Regions from separate parts of the Homo sapiens genome. Here region 1 is linked to region 2. A link is a contact called in ENCODE Hi-C or POLR2A ChIA-PET data. All regions are on one chromosome and are shown on one strand. The core of a region is the stretch at or near the end of the contact, and the rest is flanking DNA. Distances in the headings are between cores, read along the strand shown.

Region 1 (3,573 bases), core at 86-2,585, 110 kb before region 2:
ATGCTTCCTCCCCTAAAAGAACTCTAATATTCTTTGTTTTTGTGTGTGTGTGTGTGTTTTTTTTTTTTTTTTTTTTTGAGATGGAGTCTTGCTCTGTTGCCCAGGCTGGAGTGCAGTGGCACAATCTCAGCTCACTGCAACCTCTGCCTCCTGGGTTCAAGCAATTCTCCTGCCTCAGCCTCCTGAGTAGCTGGGATTACAGGTGCCTACCACCACGCCCGGCTAATTCTGATATTCTTGATGTCCTTTTCATCTATCTGATTTTCTGCCCTTTTGATCCCATCTGCTTTCCCAAGACACCTGCCCTTCAGGGTCACTGTGTTGCACAATTTCAGGGGGGGCCTGTTTATTCACTTTGGGGTTGTGCTCCAGGGATGGCCTTTCACATAGACTGCAGTGTAAATGACAGCCTCTGGAATGTGCATTGCAGGGCCTTGCTTAGTGGTAGGGAATGATTTCCATCACTTCTGTGACATTCTGCTTCCCAATAAGTCTTCCTGTGACTTCCCTATTTCCCCCATCCCAGATTAACTCAACAGTGTCACTCCCTGGGGGTGGGTCTGGCCCCCCTGAAGATGTGAAGCCACCAGTCTTAGGGGTCCGGGGCCTGCACTGTCCACCCCCTCCAGGTGGCCCTGGGGCTGGCAAACGGCTATGTGCAATCTGCGGGGACAGAAGCTCAGGTATGTGGCTCAGAGGATGAACAGAGAGGGAGAGTCTGGGCCATGTATCATCACCTGTGGGATTCCCAGGGCTTATGGAGTTTGGTCAGAGCAAGTGACCTGGGGGAGGCCTGATGGGAGTAAAGAAGCTGAAGCTGAGATGTAGGACGCGATTGGGGGGAAGGTCAGAGGGAAAAGGAAGCAGCGTGTAGGGTTTCTGAACAGTGAGGAGACTGGGACTGGATCATCACTCAGCTCCTGGTTCCCTATCTCTGTATTTGGCAAACAGGGAGGACTTTAAGTTTTGCTAGGGGGAGATTGGAAACAGACTAAATGGTGAAGGTGTCTCCATGCAACCTTCTTATTGCTCCTCCCCTTTCCCTGTAGGCAAACACTACGGGGTTTACAGCTGTGAGGGTTGCAAGGGCTTCTTCAAACGCACCATCCGCAAAGACCTTACATACTCTTGCCGGGACAACAAAGACTGCACAGTGGACAAGCGCCAGCGGAACCGCTGTCAGTACTGCCGCTATCAGAAGTGCCTGGCCACTGGCATGAAGAGGGAGGGTAAGGACCCGCCCTGCCCAGGCGTCTTAGACCACATGCCCTTCTCCCTTATCCCACTCAGACTGTGTACCTCTCTGGAAGGGTGGACTGCTCTCTCTCCTCTAGAGGGCGATATTTGATTTCTCTCTCCCTTCGCAGCTCTCCTCCCTGTTACCCTGTTCTGGCCCTTGAGTTTCCTTCTTAATGGTTAGGCCTCTGTGGCCTGCACATATGACCCCTCCCTAGACTGATCCTAGGATAGGATAACTTTTCCTTAGCCATGATGGGCTGTCTCCCCATTTCTAACCTGAGTGGTTCCTCCTCTGATTCCATGGACCTTCTCTGGTCTCTGTCTCCTGTTATCTGTGATCTTTCCTCTAACTCCTGGGACTGGGCACTCTTAAGCTTACAGACTTTACTGAAGACCTCAGGGCTTCCCTTCCTTCTTCTGTGTCTCCATCTTATCTTCTTAAGTCAGATTCCTAGGATTCTGAGAGACACTTTAGAGCATATCTTGGTCAAAACACCCACTTTAGAGAAGATGAGCCTGAGGCTTGGCTTTCCCAAGGTCATGCAACAAAGGAGTGGCAGGCAGGTTTGGGATCAGAACCCACATCTTCAAAGACCTAGGCCAGTGCTCCTTTCACTGCCTATTTGTTGAGTCAGAAGAGCACAAGATTTGCACTCAGACACACTTAGAGTCAGTTGTATGACCTGCCATGTATTATATGAATTTAAGCAAACTAATCTCTTTGAACCCCGAGTTCTTCATCTTAAAAATGAGAATAAATGCTTCCAGCATCATTATGATAATTGAGTGAATGGTAAAATGTGCTTAGCATGTTTCTTGGCATATTTTATTTAAAAAAATTTTTTTTTTCAATCAGCTTTCTCAGGTTGAATCTTGGCATGTTTTTTTTAACCATGTAGTAGGCTCTCCATTTAAATTCCTCCCTAATTCTTTTACCTACCTCACCCTTCCCGACTGACTTACCTGCCCTTTTATAACCCTTCCTTCAGGGCTGCCCCCAGTCCACCCTTTCTAGTGACTTCCCCAATTCCTATAAATATCTCCCAAGGGCCATGAGATCCTGATGAGGCCGTAAGGATATTTGTGGAACCCCTTCATGGCTGGCTGCTGACTTTCCATTTTTTCTCTCCCCCTTCCCCCTGCAGCGGTACAGGAGGAGCGTCAGCGGGGAAAGGACAAGGATGGGGATGGGGAGGGGGCTGGGGGAGCCCCCGAGGAGATGCCTGTGGACAGGATCCTGGAGGCAGAGCTTGCTGTGGAACAGAAGAGTGACCAGGGCGTTGAGGGTCCTGGGGGAACCGGGGGTAGCGGCAGCAGCGTGAGTGTTGGGGTCAATCCACTCTCCTTCGTGATGGGGGTTGGGGGAGGCAGTCTAGGTCTGTTCTACATCCCCTCCCCCTCCTTTCCCCTCATAACCTTCCTAACACTACTTGGGACTGGAGGTGCTGCCAAACAAGGTCTTTCAAACATCTGAGGTGGATGTGATAGCTCCTTCTGTCTCCACTCCCCAAACAACCCACTGGCAGAACCATAGGCATGTCCCAAATAAATAATTGTTTGCACTAATGCCAGAAGAGAAGACTCACTTACAGGGATTGGTTTGGATGGGGCTCACAGGAAGACTATATGTAAGGAGGGGGTGTCAAAAGCCTCTTACAAGGGGGCTCCCAGCATATCTCAAAATCTTCCATAACTCTTACCCCCGTCCCCTGCAGCCAAATGACCCTGTGACTAACATCTGTCAGGCAGCTGACAAACAGCTATTCACGCTTGTTGAGTGGGCGAAGAGGATCCCACACTTTTCCTCCTTGCCTCTGGATGATCAGGTCATATTGCTGCGGGCAGGTCAGTGACCTTGGATCCCTTTGACTTCTTGACATTTGACCCCTCTTTGACTTCCCGATCTTTAGTGACCCCAGTGGCCTTACCTTGCGTACCCAGGGAGCCAAACTTGCTGACCTCGCCACCTCTTTTCTCCTTCTCTTCCACTGATGTGCTTTGAATCCCTTGGCCTGATTTCTGGCTCCTGACCCTTGCTGCCCCACCCAGGCTGGAATGAACTCCTCATTGCCTCCTTCTCACACCGATCCATTGATGTTCGAGATGGCATCCTCCTTGCCACAGGTCTTCACGTGCACCGCAACTCAGCCCATTCAGCAGGAGTAGGAGCCATCTTTGATCGGTCAGTGGCCCTCGGCTAGGCTGGCATGTAGATAGAGGGGGTGGGGCTATAGGCTGGTCCGTGTCCAAGGCTGGCTGAGCTGTGACCTTTGAGTGACCTGCAGGTCCCTCTCCAGGGTGCTGACAGAGCTAGTGTCCAAAATGCGTGACATG
Region 2 (3,119 bases), core at 351-2,850:
GAATGTAACTTGAAGTCTATAAATGTCACTAAGACTCTGGAGGTATTTTCATGTCCTTCACGATTTTGTTCCACTCTGAAATATTTATTCCATCCTTCCACTTCCCTGCCTTGCTTTATGGCTATATCAGTAATTTTTAATGTATTGTCCTGTAGGGTTTCTGAGATCCTACAGGAATGAGGTAGGAGGACTACTCAATATTGTTTCTACCAGGAGTTGTGTGACTTGGACAAGTTACTTTACCTCTGGGGTCAGTTCCCTACTATGGAAAATAAGTTCTTCTACATGGGGGTGTGAAGATTCAATGAGTAAGTTTAGCACATAGTAAGTGCCCAATAAATATTATCTTACTGTATTCAGCATTACCATTATCATAGACGGATGTTAAGTCTTCAGGGACAAGGGAAACAACCTATATCGTCCATGGGTCATTTCTGTCTTTGTTTCTTCTCACTCCTTTTCTTTTCTTTCATTTGCATTTCTCATTTTCTGTGTTATTCCTTCATGTTCCCAATAACCTTCCTGTTACCTGTTTGCTTCCTGCATTCTGTGTAGCATCCTACGTATTCACCCATTCTCCATCTTCTCCTTCATGCAGCAGACCATGTGTCAACATATGCGGAGTTTGTGCAGACGCACAGACCCTCTGGGGAGTATATGTTTGAATTTGATGAGGAGGAGCAGTTCTACGTGAACCTGGATGAGAAGGAGATGGTCTGGCCTCTACCAGAGTTTATTCACACCTTTGACTTTGGTGCTCAGAGGGGTATTGCTGGCATCGTCATGGCAAGGAAGCACTTGAACACCCGGATCAATGGTCCAAACAGACTTGGGCCACAAATGGCACTGCCTATAGCTGCCTGTTCCTCTCAGAGGGGTATTGCTGGCATCGTCATGGCAAGGAAGCACTTGAACACCCGGATCAATGGTCCAAACAGACTTGGGCCACAAATGGCACTGCCTATAGCTGCCTGTTCCTCTAGAGTCCAGCTGGAGGGATGGGAGGGCCTCTCTGCCACACATAGAACTAGAGGCCATGATGCCCACTCATGAATGAGCCCCTTCCCTGAGAGCGAGAAATCTTGGGTCCACACAGCTGGGTTCTTAGGACAGCAGAGGAGGAGGCATTTTCTTCTTACTCAAGAGAAAGGCTGGGCTGAGGGGGCCAGGTCAGGAGCACGAGAAGCTGTGACCCTGTCCAGGAGCCCTAGGGGAGCAGGAGGATGGGCCTGGGAGAGGTGGCCCCTAATCTGGTGAATATAGGACTTGGGGTGGTGGAACCTTTAAGAATCAGCCAATGGCAGTAGGCTCCTTGGGTTCTATCCCCTTTTGGAGCCCCCACCGAGGTAAGCGTCTTTCCCAAGGAGCCTGTGGATCTGGGCCAGCCCAACACCCTCGTCTGCCATGTTGACAAGTTCTTCCCACCAGTGCTGAACATCACGTGGCTGCGCAATGGGGAGCCAGTCATTGAGGGTATTGCAGAGACCATCTTCCTGCCCAGCAAGAAACTCAGATTACACAGGTTCCACTATCTGACCCTCGTTCCCATGGCCGAGGACACCTGTGACCTCCAGGGGGAGCACTGGGGCCTGCACCAGCCTCTCCTCAGGCACTGGGGTATGGAGCGCCCTCCCTCTGCCCTCACGGCCTTGGCACCACCTTTATTTCCTGGGCCCATCGCCCCTCAGCACCTGCCTTCCTCAATCCCATGTTTTATGGTCACTTTATCCAAATTTCACCATCTCATGGTTTCGAATACCCAACACCTCCCACATCCAAGGCCAGCCCCTGCTCTCTGTACCTTATAACTCTGTCTTCCCTTGGTGCCCCAGAGGTCCATGAACTAATCCAGGTGCCTGAGACCATGGAGATGCTGGTCTGTGCCCTCGGCCTGCTGGTGGGCCTGGCGGGGGTCCTTAATGGCACCATTGTCTCAAAGACCAAGCGATCTGACAGCATCCCCGGGTCCAGGGGCTCCTATGAGTCATCCTATAGGTGTATTAGGGACAGAGTGGAAAAGACGAGGTAACAAGTTAGGGGTGAAGAGTGGGAAAGAGAAACACTTCACCAGGGGCTCTTTGAGCATTGATGTTTTACTGCCATTGGGCTGGATAAAAACATTAACAAATGTAATGAGAAATGACATTCATTGAGTTGCTTACTATGTTCTAGGCACTATTCTAAGTGCTTCTCATGTGTTCACTTATTTACATCTGGAGGTTGGTTCTTATTTATTTCATGTTACAGAGCAGGAATCAGACACCGGGAGAGGTGAAGACCACACAGCTTCAAAGTGCAAAGCTTGGATTTAAACCCAGGCTTTGGGCCTGCAGTGGCTGCAGTCTTGTCCAGTATTTAGATTATTTCATCTGCAGTCACTATCTGTCTTCCTACATTTTACACAGCCTTAATTTTCTTCTGCCCGCAGAGTGATGTTCAGAACTTCCAATGCTATGTTAAACATTTCCAGCAACGAAGGACATCCTATCTTTTGCACAATCTCAAAGGCAATCCACCTCATTTCTTTGAAATATATATGCTATAGATTTTTGGTTCACTACCTTTAACATGTCATGAAATTGATTAAATTCTGTCTATGTCTTGAGCTGAATTCAGTTTAAATTAATATGAATTTTGCGGAGTCCACTAATGTGTTAACCACATTATATATTTTCTGACACTGAAGAATCATTGCATTCCTAGAATAAATCTAAAATTGGTCAAAACGTATTGTTTTTATAATGTACTGTTGGATTCAGTGACATGGCTAAAATTAGTCCACAATCCTGTTCTCCTGTACTATTCTTAGCTGGCTCTGGAAATATAAATGAACCAACCTCATAAAATGATCTCAAAAATTCTGTTCCATTCTATGTTCTAGAATCACACGTGTAAGAGGCATGATCTGCTCCTGGAAATGTGGGAGGACACCCTCATCTGCAATAAGATCAGGACAGGGCCCTTTGGAAGGCGATTCTTTGCTTCCCATGACAATTTCTTTGATATTCTCTACTCTATTTTAGTTTTCTATTTCTTCCTGTAGTTTTGACCTTTATATCTTTCTAGAAACGTATCCGTTTTATCTAAATTTTCAAATTTATATGTATAGAGTTGGTCGT

Evidence for each region. Hi-C counts contacts between places; a loop is a spot of excess contacts on that map. ChIA-PET counts read pairs that join two places held with the same protein, here RNA polymerase II (POLR2A). Pooled maps may share reads with other maps.
Region 1: a pooled map shows a loop between it and region 2 (2.3-fold over the local background). The contact joins two enhancer-like sites. A Hi-C loop is called at or near these places in 1 of 50 pooled maps. POLR2A ChIA-PET finds 5 or more read pairs at or near these places in 5 of 52 experiments (H1, HEK293, WTC11 and 2 more).

What each region holds. Positions count from the first base shown.
Region 1 is chr6:33,195,418-33,198,990 of GRCh38, reverse strand. It overlaps RXRB (retinoid X receptor beta), which reads left to right. Exons shown (of 10, transcript NM_021976.5): 3 at 527-683; 4 at 1,050-1,229; 5 at 2,385-2,557; 6 at 2,955-3,084; 7 at 3,289-3,421; 8 at 3,537-3,573. Among named protein-coding and RNA genes, the nearest start is that of RXRB, 3.5 kb to the left of the region's middle. RefSeq lists a silencer at 1,134-1,334. Within about 2 kb of position 1,335, at least 7 of the 41 ENCODE cell types and tissues checked have a DNase peak (open chromatin) inside an H3K27ac peak, as active enhancers do.
Region 2 is chr6:33,090,617-33,093,735 of GRCh38, reverse strand. It overlaps the pseudogene HLA-DPA2. Among named protein-coding and RNA genes, the nearest start is that of HLA-DPB1, 16 kb to the right of the region's middle. Within about 2 kb of position 1,600, at least 2 of the 41 ENCODE cell types and tissues checked have a DNase peak (open chromatin) inside an H3K27ac peak, as active enhancers do.